3 separate regions of the Homo sapiens genome follow, and all the other regions are linked to region 1. A link is a contact called in ENCODE Hi-C or POLR2A ChIA-PET data. All regions are on one chromosome and are shown on one strand. Each heading gives the region's core, a stretch centred on a gene start or an enhancer-like site at or near the end of the contact. The rest is flanking DNA. Distances are from core to core; before and after follow the strand shown. Region 1 holds the start of SKA3 (spindle and kinetochore associated complex subunit 3). Region 2 overlaps ZDHHC20 (zDHHC palmitoyltransferase 20). Region 3 holds the start of XPO4 (exportin 4).

Region 1 (3,461 bases), core at 846-3,345:
CATTCTCAGCAAACTATTGCAAGGACAAAAAACCAAACACCGCATGTTCTCACTCATAGGTGGGAATTGAACAATGAGAACACTTGGACACAGGAAGGGGAACATCACACACTTGGGCCTGTCATGGGGTGAGGGAAGGGGGGAGGGATAGCATTAGGAGATATACCTAATGTAAATGACGAGATAATGGGTACAGCACACCAACATGGTGCATGTATACATATGTAAGAAACCTGCACGTTGTGCACATGTACCCTAGAACTTAAAAGTATAATAATTTTAAAAAAAGAAAAAAAAAGTGCGTACTGCTCCAACAACAACAACAACAACAACAAAAAGCGCATTTGTTCCACATCTTTCCAAACACTTGGTAATTTTCTCTTTTTCGTTTTAGCTATCCTGCTGGGTATGCAACTGTACTACATTGAGATTTAATTTGCATTTCCTTGATGACTAATGAAATTTGCATTTCCTTGATGACTAATGAAATTGATGTCTTTTCACATTCCTGATGACCATCTGAAGATAGTTTTTTCTTTCTTAGATGGAGTCTAAGATCGCTCAGGCTGGAGTGCAGTGGCGCGATCTCGGGTCACTGCAACCTCCGCTTCCAGGGTTCAAGCGATTCTCCCACCTCAGCCTCCGAGTAGCTGGGATTACAGGCGCCCACTACTATGCCCAGCTAATTGTTTTGTATTTTTAGTAGAGACGAGGTTTCACCACGTTGGCCAGGCTGGTCTTGAACTCCTGACCTCGGGCGATCCACCCACCTCGGCCTCCCAAAATGCTGGGATTACAGGCGTGTGCCACCGTGCACGGCCAAATCTTTTTTTCTTTTTGAGACGGACTCTTGCTCTGTCGCCGAGGCTGGAGTGCAGTGGCGGATCTCGGCTCACTGCAAGTTCCGCCTCCCGGGTTCACGCCATTCTCCTACCTCAGCCTCCCGAGTAGCTGGGACTACCGGCGCCCGCCACCACGCCCGGCTAATTTTTTGTATTTTTAGTAGAGACGGGGTTTCACCGTGTTAGCCAGAATGGTCTCGATCTCCTGACCTTGTGATCCGCCCGCCTCAGCCTCCCAAAGTGCTAGGATTACAGGCGTGAGCCACCGCGCCGGGCAGAAATAGACATTTTCAAGTGACTGGAGATCATTCATTATATAATTAAAGTAAAAGTAGTCTGCAGGGTGTAATATTTTAAAGCACATTACAATTATGACATTTATGAAATAATTCCAAAATCTGAACTACTTTTTCAACAATTTAAAAAATCTCTAATAAAAAGGGGAATGGTGAATTTTGCTTTATTTATATACACATATTTTTTTAAACCCCAGCACTGTTGAGTACTAGTGTTTGTGTTGGCAACATGGTTTAGCGGGAAAAACACAGAGGTTTACTGCAACTGTGGACCACGTGAGTGAGAAAAAAGTCACTATATGTGTAAAGTATTGTGTAAAGAACGTTAAATAGCTTGATTCTAAGAGAAACTGTTTAGGTTTACATGGTATTTTACTGACAAGCACACATATTGTATGTGACGAAAGCATATCACGTATAAATTAGTATATGTATTATGAGCTCAATCTGTTAATTTAGGTTCTTATTCTTAAGTGCTGCTGTCTCTGTTTATAACGTAATAGTGCTACTTTCATTATCTCAAGAGAGCCGTGGGGTTGTACATGGGTCTAAAACGGACACGCGACAAGGGTTCCTAGGAATAAACCATAAACAGGCCCGGGAGCTACGCTAACGCCAAACGCCGAGCAGTGAGACGCGCAGCACCCGCCCTGCGCCTCGGTGGCAGCCGTCCACGCCGTCAGTGCCTGGCGGTTCCCGTGGGACATACCGTCCACTCGCCACGCCCCTCCGCCCGCGGCGCACCCCACGCACCGTGCCCTGGCCGCCCGCCTCACGCACCGCTTTCCTCTCCGTCCAGCGCTCGCTGCAGCCGGGCCGTCTCGCAGTCCAGCGTGCTGGCCAGAGACCGCAGCTTCCCGCAGAAGCTCCGGATAGGGTCCATGCTGAGCACAGCGGGGAAGGACTCCAGGCGTACGCAGACCCCACCGCTCAGCTCACAGCCTCCCGCCACTAGTTTGAATCTCGGCGCCGGACGCGTCCTCGGCTCTGCGCAGGCGCAGTCCTCTCTCGCGAGAGCCGAAGTCTCTCGCCGAGGCCCCAGGAGACCCCGCGAGACGGGTGCGCTTACGCCACGGCGTCTGCTGGCGGCCGCGGAGACGCAGAGTCTTGAGCAGCGCGGCAGGTGAGTAGCTGTGCGAATTCGGTTCTCTAGGGAGCTCCTTCTTCGCCTGCTGGCCTTACCTGGGCTCCCCGCTTCTCTGGAGGGGAGGCGGTGCGGGAACTCCCGTAGGCGTGAGCTGGAGCGCGCGCCCGCTGCTCTCTCCAGGTCCGGCCGCGCCAGTTCGCCTCCGCAAAGCCCGTCCCTCTCTTCCGCAGGCACCATGTTCCTGACTGCGCTCCTCTGGCGCGGCCGCATTCCCGGCCGTCAGTGGATCGGGAAGCACCGGCGGCCGCGGTTCGTGTCGTTGCGCGCCAAGCAGAACATGATCCGCCGCCTGGAGATCGAGGCGGAGAACCATTACTGGCTGAGCATGCCCTACATGACCCGGGAGCAGGAGCGCGGCCACGCCGCGGTGCGCAGGAGGGAGGCCTTCGAGGCCATAAAGGCGGCCGCCACTTCCAAGTTCCCCCCGCATAGATTCATTGCGGACCAGCTCGACCATCTCAATGTCACCAAGAAATGGTCCTAATCCTGAGTCGTCACCCTTGGATTTTATGGATCACGGAGCTGACCATCTTTACCTGGTCCTGGAACTGAAAAACTGTAGCTTGTGTGAAAATGAGCCTTTGGACCAGTCTTTATTAAAACAAACAAACATGAGTAGTCTGCATATCGAATATCTAGAGCTCTAAACCCCCAATACTTAAAAGTCTAATTGCTGTCCTGTGGTTTCATTAGTCTGATAGGAAGATAGGGATTTCCTCAGTCACAGATGATATTTTGAAGGAAAGCTGCAATAAAGCCACAATGATTTGAGGTCTTTGCTTAAGTATGAGATACTTGATGGGGGCTTTATCATGCAACATTAGTTTGCTTACCTTAAGAATTGCCCAAAAATGAAAGAAAATATGAGCTTTTCAGTTAAACATACTCCTAAAAACATTTTCCGGGATTTTACTACTAAAATTGGACATTTAAGCGAAGTAAAAGAGGCCGGGTGCGGTGGCTCACGCCTGTAATCCCAACACTTTAGGAGTCCAAGGCGGGCGGATCACTTGAGGTCAGGAGTTCAAGACCAGCTTGGCCAAGGTGATAAAACCCGTCTCTACTAATACAAAAAAAATTAGCTGGGTATGTTGGTGCAGGCTTGCAATCCCAGCTACTTGGGACGCTGAGGTGGGAGGATCGCCTGAACCTCAGAGGCAGAGGTTGCAATGAAGC
Region 2 (3,442 bases), core at 43-2,542, 260 kb after region 1:
AGAAATCGCTACCCATTAGCACACAGAGACATCCTTTTTTTTTTTTTAAAGCATTGCACAATATTCCGTTGTGTGGATATTCCAGTTATACAATCAGCCTTCTATTGATGGGCATCTGTGTTGTCGCCAATCCTTTGCCACTACAATGTTGCAATAAATAACCTTGTGCATGTGTTGTTTATTTGTGGAAGTTTATCTTCAGTGTAGATTCCTAACAGTGGGATTACTGAACCAAAAGTAAATCTGTCCACCATGTCTTTAGCTTTTTGCAAAAACCCTTTTATACGGGTTGTACCATTTTATACTTCTACCAGCAATGAATGAAACTGACTGTTTCTCTGCAGTCTACTCAATGAAGTTTTCAATCTTTTGGTATGGCAGGATAATTTTACCTCGTATTTATCTTATAAGTGAGGGTCAGTATCTTTTCTTATGCTTATGTGTCATTTTCATTTTTTTTTTCCTGTGAAACATCTGCTTACTTTTTTGTTTGTTTGTTTTTTCTATTGTGCTTGGTGATTCTGAGATGTTAGAGGCTTTCCTCATTGCCTTAAGATCATCCACCCATATTTTCTTCTAATGCTTGAATGTTTCCATTTTTTATATTCATTCTTGGTCCCTGTTGAAATGACCAATTCCAGGGGCAGGAAAAGTATCAAACAATGCTGAAATATATTGCCAGAAAGAAAGGAAGTACTAAAAAAACAATAAGGACACATCAAAGCACACAGAAACAAGATGGAAACTGGCTCCTACTGGCCAAATCTGGGACAAATTGAACAATAAAATACGTGTTAGATTATAATTCACAAAATAGAATTTGCCGGTGCATGCTGATATATGTGAGTGAATCAATAAATAAGTAAATGGGAGAAGGATAATCTCTTCCATACAGTAGAATTCTAACTAGTAAATGTAGAAGAAATCATGGAATTAGAAAACCACCATTTGGCAACCAGGACAGTAATAACTGTTTCAAGCAAGAATTCTCAATAGATGCTAAAAGGAGTAAGTGAAAGTAATAACAAACAGATTATTCACAGGGTTTCAAAATGTCTCCCAATAAGAAATGACTCAGGTTGGGTTCTCTGGAATCAGATGCTAAGACAGAGTTTGGGGTGCAATGTATTTACTAGGGACCAGCATATGTGAAAGGAAGGGGGAAGAGGTATAATTGGGCTAAGGGAGCAATCTCACTGCAATATAGTCCTGGCTTCAGCAACCGGCAGGGAGCTCTGAAGTGGGCAGTTCCACCCCATCTCACTCAGGCATTGTGTGCAAGCTGCACCAGGAAGGGTGTGACCTTGGGTGATATGAGTCATGCAGAAAGTGCTGGAAGCTATCTGCTGACTGCACTGACCAAAACTGAGCAACAAGTCCTTCCTCAAAAAGGAATCCGTGTGATGTGGTGGTCTAATAGAATATTAATTACAAAGAAAAACTGTACCTTTATAGAATGGAGAAACATAGCACACACTACCTTGGGTGTTGATCAACATTAATGGTCCCCAAAATGTTATAATGACACAGCATTACTTCTGTGACATTCTTGCTGAAAATACATATAGGCACATCTCATAAGGTGCTTTGATTTATTGTGCTTTGCAGACATTATGTTTTTTACAAATCGAAGGTTGTGGCAACCCTGCATTAAGCAAGTCTATCTGTGCTATTTTTCCAACACTTTGTGCTCACTTTGTGTCTCCGTGTCACATTTTGGTTAATTCTCACAGTATTTCAACCTTTTTCATTATCATAATATCTGCTCTGGTGCTCTGTGATCAGTGATCTGTGACGTTACTATTGTAATTGTTTTGGAGTACCACCAACTGCATCCATATACGATGGAAAACTTAATAAATGTGGTGTTTCTACCACTCCACTGACCAGACATTCCTCTATCTCTCTCCGTCTCCTTGGGCCTCCCTATTTCCGGAGACACAACAATACTGCAATCAAGCCAATTAATAATCCTACAATGGCCTCTAAGTGTTCAGGTGAAAGGAAGAGTCACACACCTGTCACTTTAGATCAACAGCTAGAAATGACTAAGCTTAGTGAGAAAGACATGTTAAAAACCAAGACAGGATAAACGCTAGGCCTCTTGGGCCAAAGTTAGCCAAGTTGTGAATGCCAAGGAAAAGTTCTTGAAGAAAATTAAAAGTACTACTCCAGTGGAGTGGCACTAACTTTGGCCCACGTTGTGTACGTGTACCCTAGAACTTAAAGTATAATAAAAAAAATTAATTTTAAAAAAAGTACTACTCCAGTGAATAGATGAATAAGAAAGTGCAATGAGGCTGATACAAAAAAAGTTTGAGTTTTCTAGACAGAGAGCCAAACCAGCCACAAACATTCCCTTAAGCCAAAGCCTAACTCAGAGCAAAGTCCTAACTCTCTTTAATTTTGTGAAGGCTGAGAGAGATGAGAAAGCTGCAGGAAAAAAGTCTTAAGCTAGCAGAAGTTGATTTATGAGGTTTAAGGAAATAAGCCATCTCCATAACACAAAAGTACAGGACGAAGCAGCAAGTTTTTATGTAAAAGCTGCAGCAAGTTATTCAGAAGATCTAGCTGAGATAATTGATGAAGGTAGCTATATTAGTCCATTTTCACACTGTGAAATTTGGGTGGGGACACAGAGCCACGCCATATCAGTGGCTACACTAAATAACAGATGCTCGCTGCAGATGAAACAGTCTTTTATTGGAAGAAGAGGTCACCTAGAACTTTCCTAGCCAGAGAGAGGAAGTCAATGTCCAGCTTCAAAGAATAGGGAGACTCTTCTCAGGAGCCAATGTAGCTGGGGACTTTAAGTTGAAGCCAATGCTCATTTACCGTTCCAAAAACCCTAGGGCTCTGAAGAATTATGCTAAATCCACTCTGCCTATGCTCTAGAAATGGAACAACAAAACCTGGGTGACAGCACATCTGTTTACAGTATGCTTTACTGAATTTTTTTTTTTTTTGAGATGGAGTCTCACACTGTCGCCCAGGCTGGAGTGCAGTGGCACAATCTCAGCTCACTGCCACCTCCACCTCCCGGGTTCACGCCATTCTCCTGCCTCAGCCTCCTAAGTAGGTAGGACTACAGGCGCCCGCCACCACGCCTGGCTAATTTTTTGTATTTTTAGTAGAGATGGGGTTTCACCATGTTAGCCAGGATGGTCTCGATCTCCTGACCTCGTGATCTGCCCGCCTCGGCCTCCCAAAATTCTGGGATTACAGGCGTGAGCCACCGCACCCAGCGGCTTTATTGAATATTTTAAGCCCACTGTTGAGACCTACTGCTCAGAAAAAAGATTCCTTTCAAAATATTACTGCTCATTGAAAATGCACTTTGAAACCCAAGGACTCTGATGGAGATGTACAAGGAGATTCATGTTGTTTTTATGCCTGCTAACACATCTATTCTGCAGCCCATGGATCAAGGAGTCATTTCAAC
Region 3 (3,264 bases), core at 567-3,066, 270 kb before region 1:
TAACATGACACTTTTTTCAATACTACTCTCCTCTGAAAAGATAAAAAGCATTTAGACAAATTATTTATACAACATATGACAGATGGGGTAGAGTGGAAAGACACACAGCTTTAGAGCCAGACAGAACTGAGTTCAAGACCTAATTCAGCCATTTAGTAATCGTGTAACCCGGGCCACTTACAGTTTCTCAACCTTGTAAAGCAAAGCTGTTGCAAGAATTAATAAAATATGTAAAGTATGTAAAGCATCAAGCCCAATATCTAGCACTCAATAAACGGTACTTACTACTATTCTTCTCACCTACTCCTTATAGGGGATAAAAGCAGCTTTGCCAGGGAAGAGGGAAGATATTGGAAAACACAAATACTAGTTTATATTAAGCCAGTGACGAAGGACACTGATTTTACCTGATCAGTGTAAGAACTACAGCCGTGTTTTGGGTGGCATACTCCTTCCAGAATCCAATGAAAACGGAGCCCCTAGCTCCTAGGAAAATTTCAGGAATTTTACAAAACGCTCTATGTCAGGGATTTTTAAGAATCTTTTATTAAGGGGAATACTAGCTAGTTACTTCTGCTTAATTTGCAAAAGTGTGAAAACCTTCACTAGTCTGTTTTGTGACAAAACGTACATTAAGTTAATATTCATAATGAAGCAAGTAAATCCTGCTTTTATTAGACTTCTCGATTTCTAAAGAAACAAAAATATCTGGTGTAAAATATTAGAACTACAAACTACGCTAGAATTAGTTCGAATATTCTCAAATGTGATGCTCAAACACCCTAACACCAAACCAAAAGGAAAAAAGTCCAAAAAGGTAACAAAGCTGGCTGTATCCAATTCTTAGAAAGTCTGAATCAATCCAGGTATCAAATGAACCTCTAACTTCCCAAAACATCTACAAACACCGAAGTCATAATTTGCAAAAACAAAGCTGAGCCAGCAAATAGAAACACTGTTTACTAACTGAACGTAGTTTATCCTTACTTCTCCTCCTTGCATGTAATACTTTTATCCTTTGACTCGGCCTTCTCAAATTCCCTTAGTAAACAATCTCATCAAACTGCTTATTGTAGTGTAAGCATGAAGTCAAAGAGTAGCATAGACTCAGTTCTCCAAATCGCGGGAGCTTTAAGGAGCTTAGCACTAGACCAAGTTTTGCCCCAATGACCTTGGTCTCAACGATTCCCCTCCCTCCCTCCAGCCGGCCCGGCCCTTCCACGTGCTGCCGGCTGCAATTACTCCAGAGGTGGCTGCATGTCAGGGAAGCGCTAGAGGATGCGAATGCACAGGAAACAAGGGTTGCTAACAGCACCCAGGCTGTGCCATCCAATCCCTCCCGACACCAACTCCCCAAGAGCGCTCACACAGCCCTACAAATTTCCCCTACCGAAGCCCTGCGGGGATAACCCCAACTCCTTCCCGGCGCCTTGCTCTGCGACCCAGTCTGTGGGGCAGGGTGTAAGGTGAAGAAATTCTCTTTGCTACACCACTATATTCCCACGCCCGACTGGGGTGCTGGGCAGCCAGGGGAAGGGGACAGCTCCTGGAAGGAGGGGACGACGGCAGGAGGAAAGTAGGCTGAAGAATCCTGCGCCACGCCACCGCCACCTCCTCCTCCACTTCCAGGCTCCCTGCAGGCCCTTGCCAGTCGCCAGCCCAGCGAGCAGCAAGGCCTGGAGTGGCAGGGCCGACCGGGGGCCCGCGAATCCCGGGGTCTGAGGGGCGCGGCGTCCTCACCATCAGAACTTTAGCCGCGTTCTCCAGCTGAGCGATCACTTCTGGGGGCCCCAGCGCCGCCGCCATCATGGTCTCTCTTCAATGACGCGCCATGCGCTGCATTCTGGGAGCGGGCGCCGCGGCCGGCCAATCGCCGCCGCGACCCCGGAGCCTCACGCGCTCCCAGGGCCGTCGCAGCCGCTGTCGACACCGGCGTCGCGGCCTCGGCGGGTCTGGCCGGGCTGCCGGGTTCCGGGTGGCTGGGAGGGGACTAGTGTGAGCCCGGCCGCCGCGCTGGGGCGGGGGCGGCCGCAGCCGGCACCGGGCGAGGCCGAGGCGGTCTGCCCAGACTGCTGCAGCCGCGCGCCCCGCTAAGCTCCCAGCCCCGCGCATGCGTGGTGTCCGGCGCCCCGGCCTCGCGGTGCCCCCGGCCCTCTCCCCACTACCCTAGTACAGCCCGCCCGGGGACCCGCAGATCCACGACGCCAGTTCGCTCCCTCCGTTCTCAGCCCTGCACACCGCCTCCCCTGGCTCCTCCTTGCCCTTCCACGCTCCAGCGCCGTGCAGGATTTCCTAAACTTGGAATCGCTCTTCCCGCTTTCCCCTCCTCAGAGCGCACCTCCTTTCAAAGTATCTCTGTCTCCTGCTTCTCTGTTCCTTCTTGCCATGGGAGAACATTCCAGGATAGAACGCTTCGTTTTCTTTCTTTCTTTTTTTTTTTTTTTGGAGACAGGGTCTCACTCTATCGCCCAGGATGGAGTGCAATGGCCCTATTTCGGCTCACTGCAACCTCCGTCTCCCGGGTTCAAGCGATTCCCCTGCCTCAGCCTCCTGAGTATCTGGGATTACAGGCGCCCGCCACCACGCCCGGCTAATTTTTGTACTTTTAGTAGAGACGAAGTTTCACCATGTTGGCCAGGCTGGTCTCGAACTCCTGACCTCAGGTGATCCGCCCGCCTCGGTCTCCCAAAGTTCTGGGATTACAGGCGTGAGCCACCGCCCCCGGCCGAACGCTTCGTTTTCATAATGGAGGGCTTTGGCCTTCTGCAGGACAATCATCCAAATGTATCTGGGCAGCGGGTCGCTAGGAGACCCTAGGAGGAAAACCCGTCTTTGGCTCTTGCCGTTTTCACTCTTTAAGGGCTGGCTCACATAGGAGAGGGAGAAAGCAGGGACAGGAAAGCCTGACCTTGACTACCTGGCTTCTCAAATGCAGTAAGATGAGCTTTGTCGGCCAGGCGCTGTGGCTCATGCCTGTAATCCCAGCACTTTGGGAGGCCAAGGCAGGCCTCATTTTAGCTCAGGAGTTCGAGACCAGCCTGGGCAACATCGTGAGACCCTGTCTCTACCAAAAAAAAAAAAAAAAAAAGCCCGGTGTGGTGTCTTGCGCCTGTGGTCCGAGCTTCTCGGGAGGCTGAAGCGGAAGGATTGCCCAGGAGGTCGAGAGTGCAGTGGGGCGAGATCACACCACGGCACTCCAGCCTGGGTGAGAGGCTGATCCTGTCTCAGGAAAAAAAAAAAAAAGGACAAAAATCAGCATTGTCG

What was found. A loop is a pair of places that touch in the nucleus more often than their neighbours do. ChIA-PET counts read pairs that join two places held with the same protein, here RNA polymerase II (POLR2A). Pooled maps may share reads with other maps.
Region 2: a pooled map shows a loop between it and region 1 (4-fold over the local background). The contact joins the enhancer-like site here to the promoter of SKA3 in region 1. A Hi-C loop is called at or near these places in 5 of 50 pooled maps. POLR2A ChIA-PET finds 5 or more read pairs at or near these places in 2 of 52 experiments (MCF 10A and activated B cell).
Region 3: a map of B cell shows a loop between it and region 1 (28-fold over the local background). The contact joins the promoter of XPO4 here to the promoter of SKA3 in region 1. A Hi-C loop is called at or near these places in 3 of 168 maps with a recorded cell type or tissue (B cell, CD4-positive, alpha-beta memory T cell and naive thymus-derived CD4-positive, alpha-beta T cell), 7 of 37 single-sample maps with no recorded cell type and 16 of 50 pooled maps. POLR2A ChIA-PET finds 5 or more read pairs at or near these places in 19 of 52 experiments (AG04449, AG04450, CD4-positive, alpha-beta T cell and 13 more).

The regions. Positions count from the first base shown.
Region 1 is chr13:21,174,457-21,177,917 of GRCh38, forward strand. SKA3 (spindle and kinetochore associated complex subunit 3) reads right to left here and starts at 2,096. Exons shown (of 9, transcript NM_145061.6): 1 at 1,919-2,096. The coding sequence starts at 2,021. MRPL57 (mitochondrial ribosomal protein L57) reads left to right here and starts at 2,202. Exons shown (of 2, transcript NM_024026.5): 1 at 2,202-2,261; 2 at 2,456-3,461. The coding sequence starts at 2,461. The coding sequence ends at 2,769. RefSeq lists enhancers at 169-891, 1,614-2,336, 2,352-2,671.
Region 2 is chr13:21,434,744-21,438,185 of GRCh38, forward strand. The region is part of intron 1 of ZDHHC20 (zDHHC palmitoyltransferase 20); the gene reads right to left. Among named protein-coding and RNA genes, the nearest start is that of ZDHHC20, 23 kb to the right of the region's middle. Within about 2 kb of position 1,293, at least 26 of the 41 ENCODE cell types and tissues checked have a DNase peak (open chromatin) inside an H3K27ac peak, as active enhancers do.
Region 3 is chr13:20,900,930-20,904,193 of GRCh38, forward strand. It overlaps XPO4 (exportin 4), which reads right to left and starts at 1,817. Exons shown (of 23, transcript NM_022459.5): 1 at 1,741-1,817. The coding sequence starts at 1,809. RefSeq lists an enhancer at 1,580-1,629 and a silencer at 1,840-2,219.